2 separate regions of the Mus musculus genome follow, and region 2 is linked to region 1. Evidence: chromatin loops called from intact Hi-C (ENCODE). Cell type or tissue: left cerebral cortex. All regions are shown on one strand.

What was found. Peaks named below come from ENCODE experiments on the same cell type or tissue, not always from the same donor. Only the 100,000 strongest peaks of a DNase experiment are listed, where the experiment ranks them.
Region 2: a loop joins it to region 1, with 12 times the contacts of the local background. A loop is called at or near these places in 13 of 42 quality-filtered maps.

What each region holds. Positions count from the first base shown.
Region 1 is chr17:57,244,257-57,252,256 of GRCm38, forward strand. It overlaps Gpr108 (G protein-coupled receptor 108), which reads right to left and starts at 3,433. Exons shown (of 17, transcript NM_030084.4): 1 at 3,255-3,433; 2 at 2,508-2,627; 3 at 1,039-1,089; 4 at 773-855; 5 at 1-112. The coding sequence starts at 3,380. It overlaps Trip10 (thyroid hormone receptor interactor 10), which reads left to right and starts at 5,195. Exons shown (of 15, transcript NM_001242389.1): 1 at 5,195-5,315; 2 at 6,486-6,601; 3 at 6,699-6,755. The coding sequence starts at 5,292. In left cerebral cortex, CTCF peaks have their summits at 2,623, 3,190, 4,227 (motif pointing right), 5,206 and 1 weaker place; DNase peaks (open chromatin) are centred at 2,704, 3,563, 4,226, 5,188 and 2 more places; H3K4me3 peaks cover 4,237 bases; H3K27ac peaks cover 2,175 bases.
Region 2 is chr17:56,984,444-56,992,443 of GRCm38, forward strand. Clpp (caseinolytic mitochondrial matrix peptidase proteolytic subunit) reads left to right here and starts at 5,821. Exons shown (of 6, transcript NM_017393.2): 1 at 5,821-6,070; 2 at 6,163-6,234; 3 at 6,851-6,947. The coding sequence starts at 5,885. Gm33509 (a long non-coding RNA gene) reads right to left here and starts at 5,480. Exons shown (of 2, transcript XR_385672.4): 1 at 5,266-5,480; 2 at 3,719-4,095. In left cerebral cortex, CTCF peaks have their summits at 4,283 (motif pointing right) and 4,942 (motif pointing left); DNase peaks (open chromatin) are centred at 5,553 and 5,829; H3K4me3 peaks cover 2,113 bases; H3K27ac peaks cover 1,404 bases.

The DNA of each region.
Region 1 (8,000 bases):
CTTGGGGGTGCCTGCTGGGTCTGGTTTCGGGGGACCTGACTGGGTGGGAGCTTCAGGGAGAAGGCCAGGGGAGATGAACAACTTCTGCTCCCCATATTTTCGGACTTGGACCCTGGGGTGAGGGGAGGAATCAGGAAGGGGGAGGTCAGGTATAGAATGTGTACGGATGCCCTTCTTAAGGGGTTGGTTCATTGCTCTGAGCCACTGGTCACCAACTCTCAGCACCTGGCCATTGCCTATCACAGTAGCTCACACACTCATGGCTGCCTGTAATAGCAACTATCAGATCACTGGGATGGGCCATTTCAGCACCAATTTAAAAGATCACATGGCCCGGTCTACAGAGGGAAGGCCTGTGAGTCAAGATTCTCGGGAGGCTGAGGCAGGAGGACTGCAGGTTCAATGTCAGCCTGGGCTACAGAGTGGACTCAAGGCCCAAACCGGTAAAACTTATTGAGACCTTGTCTTAAAAAGTACAAAGAGGGCTGGGGGTTTCTCAGGGGGTACTTGAAACCCCCCCTGTGAGGGGCTGGGAGTGTGGCTCAGGGATGGAGGTTTCCACTGCCCCCACCCCCCTTAGAGTCCCCTAGTGAGAGGATGGTGGTGTGGCTGTGGTATGGTACTTGCCTATAATTTCTAAGGCAGTGGGTTCAATTTCCAGCAGCATGTACACACACACACACACACACACACACACACACACCCCACACCCATGATGTACCATGTAGCAAGTGACTCGCTTTCTCCCTAGGGCTGCCCCACCCCAACTCACTGCAGGTCCTTGATATTGATGAGGAACAGGACCAGGAAGTTGCTGCTGTTTCTATCCAGAGGGCATTCATGGGAGTTCCGTCTCTGGGGAGTGGACAGAGGGGGCCGGGGTTACAGCGGGCCCATGGATCCAGCCTTGTTCAGTGTGCTTCCCCATCCACCCACAGCTTCTCCCTGCCCCTCCTTGGCTGTAAGCGTACCACGGAGAAGAGAGGCCCCCAACACCACGCCCATTCTCCCTCATCCCTCCCGATGCTCTCCACTCACCGAGTAGGAGCGGACACTGCCAGACCGAACTCTGCTCAAGCTGAACCCCACCTGATGGAAAAAGAGGAGAAGGGAAGGGCTCCCAAACTGTCCTCAGCAGCAGAAGAAACGAAGCCTCGTTCTGCTCTGCTCCAAGACAGGGACTAGCCAGGTCGCCCTGGGTGGTAAGGTACTCACCATATTGTCCAGGTTGGAGTTGAACTTTCAAACTTGCAGCAACCCTACTGCTGCCTCAGCATGCAGCACCGCTACTGGCTCATCTCACAGGTACTGAACACCCACTATGTGCTAGCTTCTCAATGTCCTGCCCCATCCTGGACCCACAACGCTCATGCAGAATGCACTTCCTGATTGGTTTGACCCACCTAAAAGGTTAATGGTGCTGGGCAGAACAGAGCACGCTTGCAATTCCAAGGGCTCTGGACTTGAGGCAGAAGGGGCTTGACTTTGAGACTAACTATATGAGACCCTGTCATAAGAGAAGCTGTCAGGAGAGGCTGCTTGCCAGGCGCAGGAGTGCACGCCTTTTAATCCCAGCACTGTGACGGTGGATCTGTGAGCTCAAGGTCTACATATTGAGTTCCAAGACCCTGTCTTGAACATTACCTCTCTGCCAAAAAAACCACAAGGCCACTCCCAATGGGTCATTTATATCACACCTCTTCACCCAAGGCTCAGGGAATGAAACTGAGGAGGAGGAGGAGGAGGAGGAGGAAAAGGAAGAGAAAGAGGAAGAGGAAGAGTCAAGACTGTAAAGGCAGAGGCTGAGGAGGGCAAGAGGGGAACATTGTCCTCTGAACACAGCAGACTGTTGCTTATGAACTCACAGCAGCTGTGGTTGCCCACACAGGATCGAGTCAGTCAACATTCCAGCATGGAGGGAAGAGGGGTGTTTGAACCCCTACACCTAACTGGGGAGCTGTGGACAGCTAGCTGATAGATGCTGAGTGAGTGAGGGTGTGGCCCCAGGAGAAACAAACAAACAAACAAACAAGAGCACCGGCCTTAGATCCCAGCACTTGGGAGACAGAGGTTGGCAGATCTCTGAGTCTGTGGCCAGCCTGGTCTACACAGAGTTCCTGGCTATCTGGGGCTACATAGTGAGGCCATATCTTTTTTTTTTTTTTTTTTTTTTTTAAAGGACATGAGATTGGGAGGAGTTTGGGAAGGTGGGAATGGATTTTGGAGGAGTTAGGGGGAGAAGCGTGTATGATTAAAATGCATTATATACATGCATATATGTTACATATATACTGGCTGGCTAATTTCTGATCCTCCTGCCTAAGCCAGCAGGGACACTAAGATGACAAATCTGTACCCTCAAACCCAGACTGCATGAGACACTGTATTCATTCTTAGGTGACAGGTGGGGAAGGCTATGAGACTGGCCACAGATCACACCGGTGAGGGACAGAGCTAAGACAGAATCCCAGAACTTGCACACTGAGTCCTCCCATGAGCCCCCTCACCTTTGGCAACTTCTTTTCTGTCTCCTGGAGGCTGAGTCGCAGTAAGCTCAGCTCTACTTCCAGGGAACCATTGGTGTAGAATCCGAAGCTGTTCAGTTGGATGTCAGCTCGCTTCTCCCCCTGCAGGAAACCAAAGACACAGTGGCACAAGGGCACTCTCCCCACCAAGTCCAGCACGACGGCGTGTTTCCCTGAGCGTCTCTATACATTTTTATTCAGGACAGGAGCATGTGAGAAAGCCTTCCTGGGTACATCGTATTGGTGCTGGTGACATTTTCCTACTTCAGTCCGAGGCAGCTAGAGGGTGGGGTTGTGTGTCCATGGGGTGAAACCCTGGCAACCCCATGACAGTCCCCATATAGACGTGCACCACCCCGAGAGCGGGCTACATAGGCTGGTGTGACTAGTTTCGACTTTCCAGAAAAGTTTTCGATTCTATCTGGGCTAAATTTTGAAAGTAGTCTCCTGTCACTCCCCTAAGTGAATTCCAGGAAGATCCTACCAGGTGGTACCCCTTCCTCCCAGGTCCTATGGTTGTTACCAAGTGTTCCCTGAAAGTTTAAGCGCCAGGAGTCAGGGGTCCCAGGAGATGAAGCCCCGCCCTCTAAGCCAGGCCAACCCATTACGAGCACCGGGCGGGGAGACCCCGGGACGAGACCACTAGCGGCCTGCAGTGGGGGGTGCGGCTGCTCCATCCACCGGCGGAGCTATGGGGGGAGACAACGAGGCCAAGCCTGCGGGGCTCACTGTGAGAGTCAGCCGGTGGATACGGCCTGAGCAGCCGCTCAGCGTCAGCACCAGCAGCGACAAGTATCCCCATCGGCACTGCGTTGGGCTCTCGCCGCTGAGCCCCCTCCTCTCGCTCACTGCCATCTCTGGGGCTGCGACTGCCCCCCGAACACAGCCTCTGACGCCTGATAAGGCCTACCCACTTTTCAGCCAATAGTCGCACGACGTGGTCTAGTCACCCAATTAGCAACTGAGATTCTTTTGATTGTCAGAAGGCCTCCCAAATGGGCGTGCTTATCCTTTTCAGCCCCGGCTTTCATACTCTCCAATCGCTAAACAGATTGTCCCGGATGTAGTTTGAGGAACAGGACGATTCACCAATGATCCAGGAACCCATATCCGTCCCTTAAAGCGGAATTCCTTCAGCAACTCTTAACGGTCCAAGACTACATTACCCAGAATATAGAGGGAGCAGATCCGTGCAACGAAGCATGCATAAACTACATTTCCCAGTATTCCCAAGGACGCACTTCCTCTCCCACCCCTCACTTCCCCGATACCCTGCTCCCGGCCAGAAGTGGAGACTTAGTCAACGTACGCGTCTATGAGCTTACCTTGTTTCAACTTTGCTGGGCCACCGAAAAGCCTAAAATTCTTCGCACTATGCTGATCTCTAATCCTCGGCTGAATGCCGCTGTAGGTCCTACCTGAAGACTCCGCCCTAGGCGTAACCTTGCAGCAGCTGAGTTCCCTACTTCAAACTGAAACATAGGCTCCTCAATTCCTACTGAGTCCTCAGATCTGGAAGAGTCCCAGCTGCTGGATCCTAGTTGTAGCTTGCAACTCTTAATTAGATTGCTGACCCTGGCGCGAAGCTTCCCACCGTAGTGTGATACCTTTTTCGTCACTGGGACTCTGAGTCCTTCTCCACCCTCCTCCACCATCCCTCTACCCCACTTTACATCTCAGAGCTTAGCCCACAAGCCACCAGCAGGTGGGGCCAAGGCCTATTGGAGCCTCAGTTCCAGCACTGGCTCCAGGGCGTCTTTCCTCAGAAGTCTAGACTGCTCTTCTAGCTGCAACACAATGGTGTTTTGACACTTGCGTAGCGGCGGAGAAAGCACCTACAGCCAGGGAGAGTGGGGTGGGAGCCAACAGGGCCTCTTCCCTTTTATCCGGGAGCCTTAAGGGGGTTTACAAGGCGTGAAAGGACTTTTATGATTGGGAGGACCCGAAATCCTAAGCCCCAGGGTCCCAGAATCTAGAGGCAGTTCTGATTTGGGCCTTACATACTGAATGAGGCTGGAAAATGTGTAGTCAAGTGCAAGTGCGCGGTGCTGTGCGTGCATGCGTGTGTGTGTGTGTGTGTGTGAGTGTGTGCCTAGCCCAGAACGGTGCCCAAAGGACAACCTGTCCTCTGTTTCTCAGAGGAGACTCTGGCGGGAAGGAAGAGAAGTCAGGATGCGGTGGTGTTGGGGGGTGCTAATGGACCTGGCCTTGGCTGGATGTGCATCCTGGGCAAGATCGAAGTCATCCCATCTCTGTGGCCGGAGGGAAACAGACTATTAGTGAGACGAAATGGAGATTTCTGGAGCCGAGTAGGTCCCCGCAAGAGCCTAATGACCAACCACAGATTTTCCCTGCCATGGAGTGGGGACACGTGGGAAAGACTGCTTGGATTTGGGGTTTTGATCTCTTGACCCTTTATAAAAAAAATGCGAAGTTGAAAGGAAAGGATGAATAGTTTGGGATGGCAGAGGAGAGAAATATGGGGTACAAATTTTGAAAATTAATCGAGGCGTACTTTGAGGTGGCGCATGGCCCTTTAATGGGGGGCGGGGCATCATCTGGACTCCGCCCTCAGAGCCCCCCGCTGGGGGCTCGGCAGAGTAGAGGCGTGGAAAGGCACGAAGGGGCGTTGTAATCTAGGCTGGTGGGCGTGGCCTGGCGGCGGGGCGGGGCGAGGTTGGGCACACTGCCCTGGGGCTGAGTCTCCGGTGGAGGGCGGCGGAGACCCGGGCAGGAGGCGGTGGCGTCCTGGGCGGCAAGAGCAGCATGGATTGGGGTACCGAGTTGTGGGTGAGTCTTTTTCCCCAGTTCCCACGGTTCTCCCTTGCTGGGGTCCTGGCTTCTCCGCTCTTTGTCCCCGAAGTACCTTAGCCCGGACTCCACGCTTTCCCTTGCAGCTGATCCCTTGGGTCCCCGCCCTCTGCCCTCCGCACTCACTCAAAAGTTCCTTTGGGACTTTCAAGACGCCCCGAGGACGTAGGGATACTTTGCCCAGGACCCGCATAGGGAAACTGAGGCACAGAGTTGAGAGGAAGACCATCTGAAGAAGTCCCTGGACCAGGCCAGGGAGGGGGGACAGCTGGGTGAGGTCACCTATTTTGAGCGCCCTGGCCTGGCTTGGAGGCTAATCTTACGGCCCCTGGGTCCCTGCCCGTCGCCCGCCTGTCCGGCTGGGAGGGGGAGGGGACCCTTTGGTCACCTTCTGTCCCACGTGGGGCCTTACCGGGTTCCTTCCCCGCTTACAATTGGAACGCTGAGGGGGAGGGGAAGGGGCTATAGGACTCGGCCCCGGGCGCTGGGCGGAGCCACCCCTTACCCGCCTCTTAACCTCACCCAGGAAGCCCTAGAAGTTTCCCTGAATCCTTGTCGGACTATTGACCCCTCCTCTTTCTGGAGGCGGTGCAATCTTAGGATGTAGTGGGGGTGAGCCACTATAGTGGAGGCATCACAGAAGCAGGGGAAACTGAGTCACTCAACTGAGGATCCCGGGGGATCTTGGCGAGTGGGGAAATTTGGCCATAGAGGCCCCCCGACCCTGCTTCCACGCACTTTGAGCTGCACGAACTCATCCCTTCTGTGCCTGATTTTTGTGCCAAGCCCTCTTGATTTTTTGGAATTTGGAGGGGATTAGAGGAGGGGTGAGGGAACTGGCGTGGTTTAGCCTCCTTCCACACCCTTGCTGGCCACCCCGATTCCGAGAGACCCTGCTGTCTGGTTTGGGGCCCTGGCCGTGTTGTCCAGGCCCTTCCCTGGAGGAGGACATGGGGGTTCCCGCCAGCTTCCTGCCTCCCCTGCGCCACGCCGGGGCGGCGCCTGGGGAAGCCAGCCAGCCCTTGCTGGAACCGCTAAGCCCCGAGAGATTGTCCACCCCACCCCACCTCCGCTGTTCCGGGTCGCTGGGATTTCGGTGCCTCCTACCCAGGTGACCCTAACGTTCCCCAATCGCGCTCCTGCAATCAGGATCAGTTTGAGGTGCTGGAACGCCACACGCAGTGGGGGCTGGATTTGTTGGACAAATACGTGAAGTTCGTGAAAGAACGCGCGGAGGTGGAGCAGGCTTATGCTAAGCAACTCCGGTGAGCATGAGGGTGGGTGCTCGCTGCTCTGGGACTCCAAGGGGAGACCGCAGGAGGTCCGCGTTCTTAGCCTCCCTGCCTCTGTCCCAACCTTTAGGAGCCTGGTGAAAAAGTATCTTCCCAAGAGACCTACCAAAGATGACCCTGAAGTCAAGTAAGAATGGGAGGGGGAGGGGCGAGGGAGGGGCTGGAGGCGCAGGTCTCTCACCTTCTTAGAGGCCACTCTACCTCACACTTCCAGTCCCACCTCCTGTTAGTCTGGATGTCCTAAGGTGGAATTTACTCGCTTCCAGCAGGGAGCCCTTTTTGGTTTGTAAATTCTCAGCTTCTATTTTCCCCTCACTGTGCTGTAGCTGAGTTATTTGGGGGCTTCTTATTCTTTATATATTTTGGAGAGCGAGATGCACCCACTTATCCACAGAACGCAAGTCCTCTGGAAGTCAGAGGACAGTTTGAAGGAGTCAGTTCTTGCCTCTCACCATGTGGATCCCAGGGATCAGACTCTGGTGTTTAGCCACAGGCACCTTTACCCCTTATACCACGTCACCAACCCGAGTTTTTATCTTTGAGATAAGGTTTTGGTTGTCCTGTTACTCCCTTTAGCCAGGACTGGTCTCTTAACCCAAGAGCTTTAATGTATCAGTGACTTTGATTGCCTCTGTTCTCATCTGTGAAATGGGTCTGATGGCAGAACTTACTACTCTATCTTGTGTGTTCGAAGAACTGACTTTTTGTGTCTAAAAGCAGTGGACAAAGCTGGGCGCGTTGGTGCATGCCTGTCATCCTAGCCCCCTTGGGTTGGTTCAAGGCTAGCCTCAGCTATGTAGTTAGTTTGAGGGTAGTCTAGGCTACATGCCACCCTGTCTCAAAATTCTAAACAAACAAACAAACAAACTGGTAGCCAGCCTGTAGTTACTTCCAGAAACTTTAACCTTCATTCTAAACCCTTCCCTTTAAAATCTAAAAGGTGAGCTGGGTATGGTGGCAAATGTCTACTGTCCCAGCACTCTTGATTGGAAGATTGTGAGTTCTGGACCACGTTGGGCCACTTAGTGAGACTGTATTTTGAACAAATACACAAATAAAAGTTTTACTCCAAAAAGCTCCAGAAATTAAGGTAGTTGTTTATTTGGTATATCTAGTTTCATTGGTGGCTTGATGTGAATGCTGTTTCAGGGTTTCCGAGGATTGGAAAAAACTGTGTGTGTGTGTGTGTGTGTGTGTGTGTGTGTGTGTGAGAGAGAGAGAGAGAGAGAGAGAGAGAGAGAGAGAGAGAGAGAGTGTGTGAGTGCGTGTGGTCTCATGTAGCCCAAGCTGGCCTCAAACTCACTCTGTAGCCCAGGGTGACCACAAACTCCTGATCTCCCTGCCTCAGCCTCCAGGGTGCTGGGATAGATCT
Region 2 (8,000 bases), 260 kb before region 1:
TTTCTTTAGCCTCTCCATCATGCTTTTGGAGGCAGGGTCTATCACTGAACCTGATAGAAGGGCAGCAGAGAGCCCAGGGAGCCTCTGTCTCTGCCTCCAGGAAGTGGGCAGGGGGTGAGGGGTGGGGGTGGGTGCAGGCGCTGAGACCTGCACTCACATGGATGCTGGAGCTTAAAAGAGAACCCTCAGGGCAGGTACTTCCCTTCCTGAGCCATCTCCCCGAGATGCCTTTGAGTTCCCCATCTCCTTGTCTTTGCTTCCCAAGTGCTGGAAAGACAGGCATGGGCCAGAAGGCCCAATAAGCCCTCTCTCTCTCTCTCTCTCTCTCTCTCTCTCTCTCTCTCTCTCTCTCTCTCTCCCTCCCTCTCTCTCTCTCTCTTCCTCCCTCCCGCTCTCTCTAATTTATCTTTTAAAAAATGGGTTCCTAAAACTATTACATGTGCGCATGTGCCTTTGTGTGTGCACATGAACGTCGCACCCTCAGAGTCCAGGAGGGGCATCTGATTTGCTGGAGTTAACGTTACAGGAAGTGGTAAGCTGCTTTCTCCATGCGGGTTCAGATTTCCAGGCCCTCTCTAAGAGCCGCCATTTGTTCCTCCAGTAATGCAGGCAGTTCCACTGAGATCAGTCCAACACAACTAGAACCTTTGGCCTTGGCCATCTTCCAGAAATCCCAGCTAGTTCCAGGTGTGCCAGTACACATCTGTTCTAACACTCTGCAGGTGGAGGCCGGAGGATCGGGAACCCAAGGTCATCCTCGGCTACACCAACTGAGGAGATGTGCTGTGTCCATGTCTGTGGTGCCTAGGTTCTCTTCCTTTCTCTTCTATCCTTTACAGTTACTTATTCATTATGTGCATGTGAGAGGTCAAAGGACAGCCCAAGAGAATTGGTTCTTTCTTCCACCTGTGGGTACCAGGGATCGAACTCAGGTCCTTGGATCCCCCCCCCCCCCAGGCCTCTCACCCACTCCTGTGTTCTCCAAGTGAGTCACAGACTTGATTCATCTTGGAAGGTAATGGACACAGTGTAACAGCACACACCTGACAATGGGCGGCATCATCAGGTCATCCTTGGCAATGGAGCCAGTAGCAGGCCAGCCTGGAGGATAAGAGACCTGTCTCTAAATAAATAAATAAATAAATAAATAAATAAAAAATAAACCAAAGAGAGACCTGCAAGGCTGGGTGTGGCTATGGACAACTTTAATCCCAGCACTCAGGAGGCAGCTCTCTGAGTTTCGGGCCAGTCTGGTCTACAGAGTGAGTTCCAGGACAGCCAGGGCTACAGAGAAACTTGTCTCAAAAAAAGAGAGAGAGTCCTTTAACAAAAGGGGATGGAGAGAGAGTCATAAACCATCTGAAGTTGCCACAGCCTTCCCTCCTGCACTGCTACAGTTGTATAACATTCTGCCCATTGTTGTTGGTCTGATACCTTCACTGAACGTGGTCTCTGAGTACAAGGGGCATCAAATAGCAACAACCGAGATGTGGGTGGGGGCCTCCACCTCCCATGCCTTGGGAGGTGATCATCCTGTAACTCACCTAATAAACTCTTTAATCACCAAGCCAGACTTGGGTGGGAAGGCTTCCAGGTGTGCTATCCAAGATAAGTGACATCTATTCACATCTCCTAGGGAGAAGTCCAGGCAACCTTCTTTCTTCCTCTCTTTCTCTTTCTTTGCTTCTGCTTCTCATTATCCTATTATCCAGGCTATCAAGTAGCTAAGGCTGTCCCTGAACTACTGATCCTCCTGTCTCCACCTCCTTAGTGCTGGGATGACAGGTCTGAGCCAGCATAGTGGGCTGAGATTCTCACAGCAGCGGTGGCTGTCTTGCCCGGAGAATTGATTCCCACAGGACAAGGATGAGCCAATGCCCCACTAGTGTCATGTTACATAACTCCACTTTCAAAACCAGTAAGTTGGCACAGCTGACATCTGTAGATTTGAATCTGGTTTCAGTAGTCTTGGCCTGTGTTCCTTAAGGTTGATCACATCTTTTCCCTGGGTACTCTCTGTGTAAACTACACTGTCATAAGCTTAATTAGCTTAAATACTACATTCAAAGGAAAGGCCATGGTGGCTCATGTCTGCCAACCCAACCCCCCAAAAGGAGGCCAGCCTTGGCAACATAGGAAGTTCCAGGCCAGCCTGTCCTAGAGACCCTGTCCCAAATAGACAAAAATCACCAAATGAGGAAATTGTATAACTCTTTGAAGAATAGAAAGCAGACTCCAACTCCTTTCCAGAACCCCCTCCCCAGAACTTCAACTTGGTTGAAATGGATTTCAAGGGCTGGAGAAAGGGCTCAGTGGTTAAGAGTACTGATTGCGGGCTGGTGAGATGGCTCAGTGGGTAAGAGCACCCGACTGCTCTTCTGAAGGTCAGGAGTTCAAATCCCAGCAACCACATGGTGGCTCACAACCATCCATAACGAGATCTGACTCCCTCTTCTGGAGTGTCTGAGGACAGCTACAGTGTACTCACATATAATAAATAAATAAATATTTAAAAAAAAAAAAAGAGTACTGATTGCTCTTCCAGAGGTCCTGAGTTCAATTCCCAGCAACCACATGGTGGCTCACAACCATCTGTAATGGGATAATGAGATCTGATGCCCTCTTCTGGTGTGTCTGAAGACAGCTATCGTGTACTCACATATATAAAATAAATAATTCTTTAAAGGAGGAGGAGGAGGAGGAGGAGGAGAGGATTTCAAGGAAAAGATAGTTACTGCATTCTAGAAAGATCCAATTGCCGGACAGACAAAGGCACTTATGTGAAAAAGGAATAGACCTATTAGCAGTGAGCCTAGCTTGGTGCTGCAGCCTCAGTAGTCCTGAGGCTGAGGCAGGAAGATCGCCATGAATTCCAGGCTAACCTGAGCATAGAGTGAGAGGCACAACAGCTTAGAGCGCTTGCTATTCTTGTTTGGACCTGGGTTTTTGACTCCCAGAACCCACATAAGGCAGCTCACAACCTTTTGTACCTTCTGCTCCAGGAGATCTGACATCTCCTTCCGGCCCCTTGCAGCACCTTTACATTCACACTTCCACAATTAAAAATAACAACAAACCTTCAAAATCAACAAAATACTTGTCATTGGGGGGGGGGTTGTTTGCTTGCTTGATTTTTTTGGTACATGTTCTCTCTATGTAGCCTTGGCTGCTCTGGGACTCCCAATATAGATCAGGCTGGCATCAAACAGAGACAAGATCCTCCTGTCTCTGCTTCCTGAGTGCTGGGATTAAAGAGGTACACTGCAGAGTGGGGCGTGGTGGTGCATACCTTTTAATCCTAGTATTTGGGAGGCAGAGGCAGGCAGATCTCTGAGTTTGAGGCCAGCCTAGTCTTCTATAGAGCAAATTCTAGAACAGCCAGGGCTACACACACACACACACACACACACACACACACACAATCTAGAAAAAAAAATGGTATGTACCACTATGCCCTGGCTTGTTTTTCTTTTAACGGCTTATTTATTTATTCCTTGGTTTTTCAAGGCAGGGTTTCCCTGAGTGCTGGGATTAAAGGTGTACACTACCACATCTGGACTATTTCTTTATTTTTTTGGGGGGGGGTGAGACAGGGTTTCTCTGTATAGTCCTGGCTGTCCTGGAACTCACTTTGTAGACCAGGCTGGCCTTGAACTCAGAAATCCGCCTGCCTCTGCCTCTCAAGTGCTGGGATTAAAGGCATGCGCCACCACGCCCGGCTATTTTTATCTTTTATTCTTTAACAATTTCACACATTTATACCAAGTGTTTACTCAGAATTATTGCTCTTCCTCCCAACACTCCTGGCACAGCCTCCTCCCACCTTCATGTCCCTTTTCTGTAACACATGGAGTCCAGGAACTGCTGCCTGCTGGGACACTGGCTGATCTAGCTGGGTTGATCTTGTCCAGCTGCTGTGAGGTCACAAGGATGATGGCCACCAGACATCCATTAGACAACCTTTCACAGCTCTTGCCCCTCTTAGAGCAAGCACTCGTAGCCAGTTCTTCCTCTGCATTCGGACTTGAGAGCCTCTGAATTTCCCGCTTCCTGCTGCAAAGTGAAGCATCTCTGACGAGGGCCCAGAGCGGCAATCTATGGGGACAAATATTCAGAAGGCAGTTTCACAGCACAACCATTTGGCAGAGCAACGGAAGGCAAGTTTCTCTCCTTGTTGTGTAACCTTGGAGTGTGGGCTCTAGTCAGGTTATAGCACTGAGCGTGGTCCCCTCCTGCAGAGCAGCCTTGAGTTCACCATAGCTCTCATGCCACCAGTGCACCAGCAGCCACATCTTGCCACCAGATGGAGTTGCAGCACTCGAGGTCCACCCCTGGATAAGACCACTTATGACTTTTGTCATAAGTGGTCTTATCCAGACCAAATGTTACCTTCTGGTACTATGAAATTGAATCAGCTGGGAGGAAATCTCCAGGTCAATTCCAGTTTGGTTTCTGCATGACCCATGAAGACACCAAAGTGACTGGTGTCTTCAGCAACTGAGTCTTGTCATCTAATTATGGTGAGCAACCCAGAGTAATGACAAGAGCCTGTGTCGTTTGGAGAGCTCTAGGGAAAAACATCTCTGGCTTTTGATGGTCATGTCTGGCTTTTATGCAATTTAAAGGTACAAGTCTCCAGTTACGCAAGTGTATCTTCCTCAGGGAACATGGCAACCGCTTTAAGTAATGCTTACATCAGGCGACAATTAAGAAAGTTCCAGAATGTGCCTGAGGTGGTAGCAGAGCATGATGTCTCAGCCCGATACAGATGTATTGTAAAGGAGCCTAGCACAGGGCAGAGGGGAGTGACACGTGGGAAAAAGTGTGGCTGCTAAAAAGAGTTGCACTGACTGCTCTTCCCAAGGTCCTAAGTTCAAATCCCAGCAACCACATGGTGGCTTACAACCACCCTTAATGAGATCTGACGCCCTCTTCTGGTGCATCTGAAGACAGCTACAGTGTACTTATGAATAATAATAAATAAATCTATATCTAAATATCTATATCTATATTATTTTTTTAAAAGAGTTGCAGGGAAGACAAAGAAGATGAATGCAGAGGTGATTGCCTGACTGTCGCAGGTTCAATGGCTCAGTTTCACCTCTTCCAAGAGCCTCCAGCTGCAACGTAGGCACAGACGAGGCAGGTATGGCGGTGGGGGGAGCTCCCAGAATCTTGGTCTTACGGCGACAGATCGAGATGGCGGGCACAGTATTTCTCAAGGTATAGGACCATGCACATGGACAGTAGGCACTGTCTACCTACCCTCCAGTTTTACTTGGACAAAAAAGGAACGCTTCTAGAAAGCTGGACGCCCTCTGAAAACGAATACAGGTGTAGCGAACGTCCAGAACTTGTGGCAAGATCCAGGCCTCCTCTCCTATCTCAGTGTTCACAATGCCCTAAACTACATTGTTCAATAAATCCCCTGGCGATTCCTGGTCTAAGTCCTGTCCCAGAGACACTCTCCTCCTTTCTCTAGCGAGCCTATACGGGAGTCAGGGGTCGCAAAGCAGCTGGGAATTGTAGTTCTGGAAGATCAATTGGTTACAGGCCAGCACGTGGACCTGATTGCTGCGGGACGATGGTGGTGGGCTGGTGCGTCCCCTAAGCCTCTTCTCACCCTTTGGTGAGCACCTCCGTGAGCTTCTTCCCGCGTGGGCACCGGGAACAGCGCAACCTCGTCCGAGAACTTCCATGGGACTAATACGCGGGTTTTTCTTATTTATTCGAACGCCTACCTCTAACGAGGACCCCACCCACAGACTTATCCCCGCCTTCTTCAGTTCCGCTTATTCTGTTCTCGGAAGTGGATGAGCCAGTGACTCCCGCAAAGCACGCCGGGTGTTGTAGTTCCGGAAGCCAAGCCGGAGTGCGCGTCGTCATGTGGCCCAGAGTGCTGCTGGGGGAGGCCCGGGTGGCTGTGGACGGATGTCGCGCTCTGTTGTCTCGCCTTGCCGTGCATTTCTCCCCGCCATGGACTGCTGTGAGCTGCTCACCCCTGCGGAGGAGCCTGCATGGAACTGCGACGCGAGCTTTCCCGCTCATCCCCATAGTGGTGGAGCAGACGGTACGGTGACCTGATGGGGACATGGCGCGGAGGCTTGTAGTCGGTCGGCGTGCAAGGGAGGATGACCTTTCACATCTTCTTTTCCCACGAAGGGTCGAGGCGAGCGCGCTTATGACATATACTCGAGGCTGTTGCGGGAACGCATCGTGTGCGTCATGGGCCCGGTGAGCGACCCCGGTCCTTCCCGGGCACACCTTGTTGTCTCACCAACATTTATCCTTTGTCAAGCTCTGTGTCATATAACCCCCTCTTCCCCCTCATCCTTGGTGACCTCCTAGACCCTAGGCCCTAGACCCTGACCTTAAACATTCTTTAAAAAAAAAAAAAAAAAACTTGAGCAAAATTTTTGCTTTGTAGTACAGGCTAGCCCCTACCTTTCCATCGTCCTGCCATAGCTTCCCAAACGTTGGAATGTAAAATGTGCATTCTTACCATAGTCTGCTGTTGTCAGCCATTCTTTGTTTCAGTTTATCCTTTGGTCTTCTGAGTCAGGGTCCCAGGCTGGCCTTGAACTCCCCATGTAGCTGACAGGACATTTGAGGGAGGGATGAGGTTCCTAAACCAGACCAGGTGTAGGCAGTGCTTAAACCCAGGGCCTTTTGCCTGCTAGGAGAGCACTCCGTCCCAGTCTTGTCCCCAGCTTAGGGTCTTCCACTATCTGGGGCTTCCCCAGCCATCTCTTCCTGTGCTGGAAATTCCTGGTTCCCAGGGCCTCAACTCCTTAAGCCTCTATCCATCCCACCTTCAACCTGAGGATACCTCTGCTCTCCCCACCTGCAGATTGACGACAGTGTGGCCAGTCTGGTCATTGCCCAGCTGTTGTTCTTACAGTCTGAAAGCAACAAGAAGCCCATTCATATGTATATCAACAGCCCAGGTAAGCCAGGACAGCCTGGTTGTGGGGTCAGAGATAGCCCCTTTGGGGAAGACATGCAGCCTTGTGCCTCCTACAGAATCTAAAATTTAAAATCGCTCAAAGCAGGGTATGGTAGTGCACACATTTAATTCCTGCACTTGGGAGGCAGAGGCAGGCTGATTTCTGAATTCGAGACCAGCCTGGTCTACAGAGTGAGTTCCAGGATAGCCAGAGCTACACAGAGAAGAACTCTTATCTCGAAAAACAAACAAACAAAAAAAAGTAAGAAAGAAAGAAAGAAACCCTTTCTCGAAAAAAAACAAAAAAAAACAAAAAGAGAGAGAGAGAAAAAAATCACTCTAAGACGGTCTCTCACTGGCCTGGAACTTTCCAAATATGCTAGTATACCGGGTCAATGAGCCTGAGGGTCCTTCTGCCTCCACCTCCCTAGTGCTAGAATTACAAGTGTGTGCTGCCATGCCTACTTTGTGGGGACTGGGGATCTGAACTTGAGTCCACATACATTTTAGCAACTGAGCAGTCTCCCTTGCTTCGAGAGTAGCTGAATTAAAACAAACAAACAAAGCCTGTTTTGAGACAGAGATAGCCCAGATCCTCTGCAGTCCTCTCACCTTAGGGATTTAGTTTAGCTGAACCACCAAACTCTGAAGAAATAGTTCATTTTTAAGAAAAATATTAAGCCAGGCGGTGGTGGCACACGCCTTTAATCCCAGCACTTGGGAGGCTGAGGCAGGCAGATTTCTGGGTTCGAGGACAGCCTGGTCTACAGAGTGAGTTCTAGGACAGTCAGGCTACACAGAGAAACCCTGTCTTGGAAAAAAGAAAAAAGAAAAGAAAAGAAAAGAAAAAGAAAAGACTGGTTAAAAAAAAGAAAAATATTAAGTTACATTTATTTCTGTGTATATGGATGGGTGAGTACATTCCACTGTGTGTGTGCGTGTAGATTAGAGGACAACCTGTGGGTTTTCCCTGATATGTATGGGTCCATGTGATGTGGGCTCCTGCCTGTCCTGTGGGTCCTGGGAATTGAGTTCAGTTTGTTAGGTTTGGTGG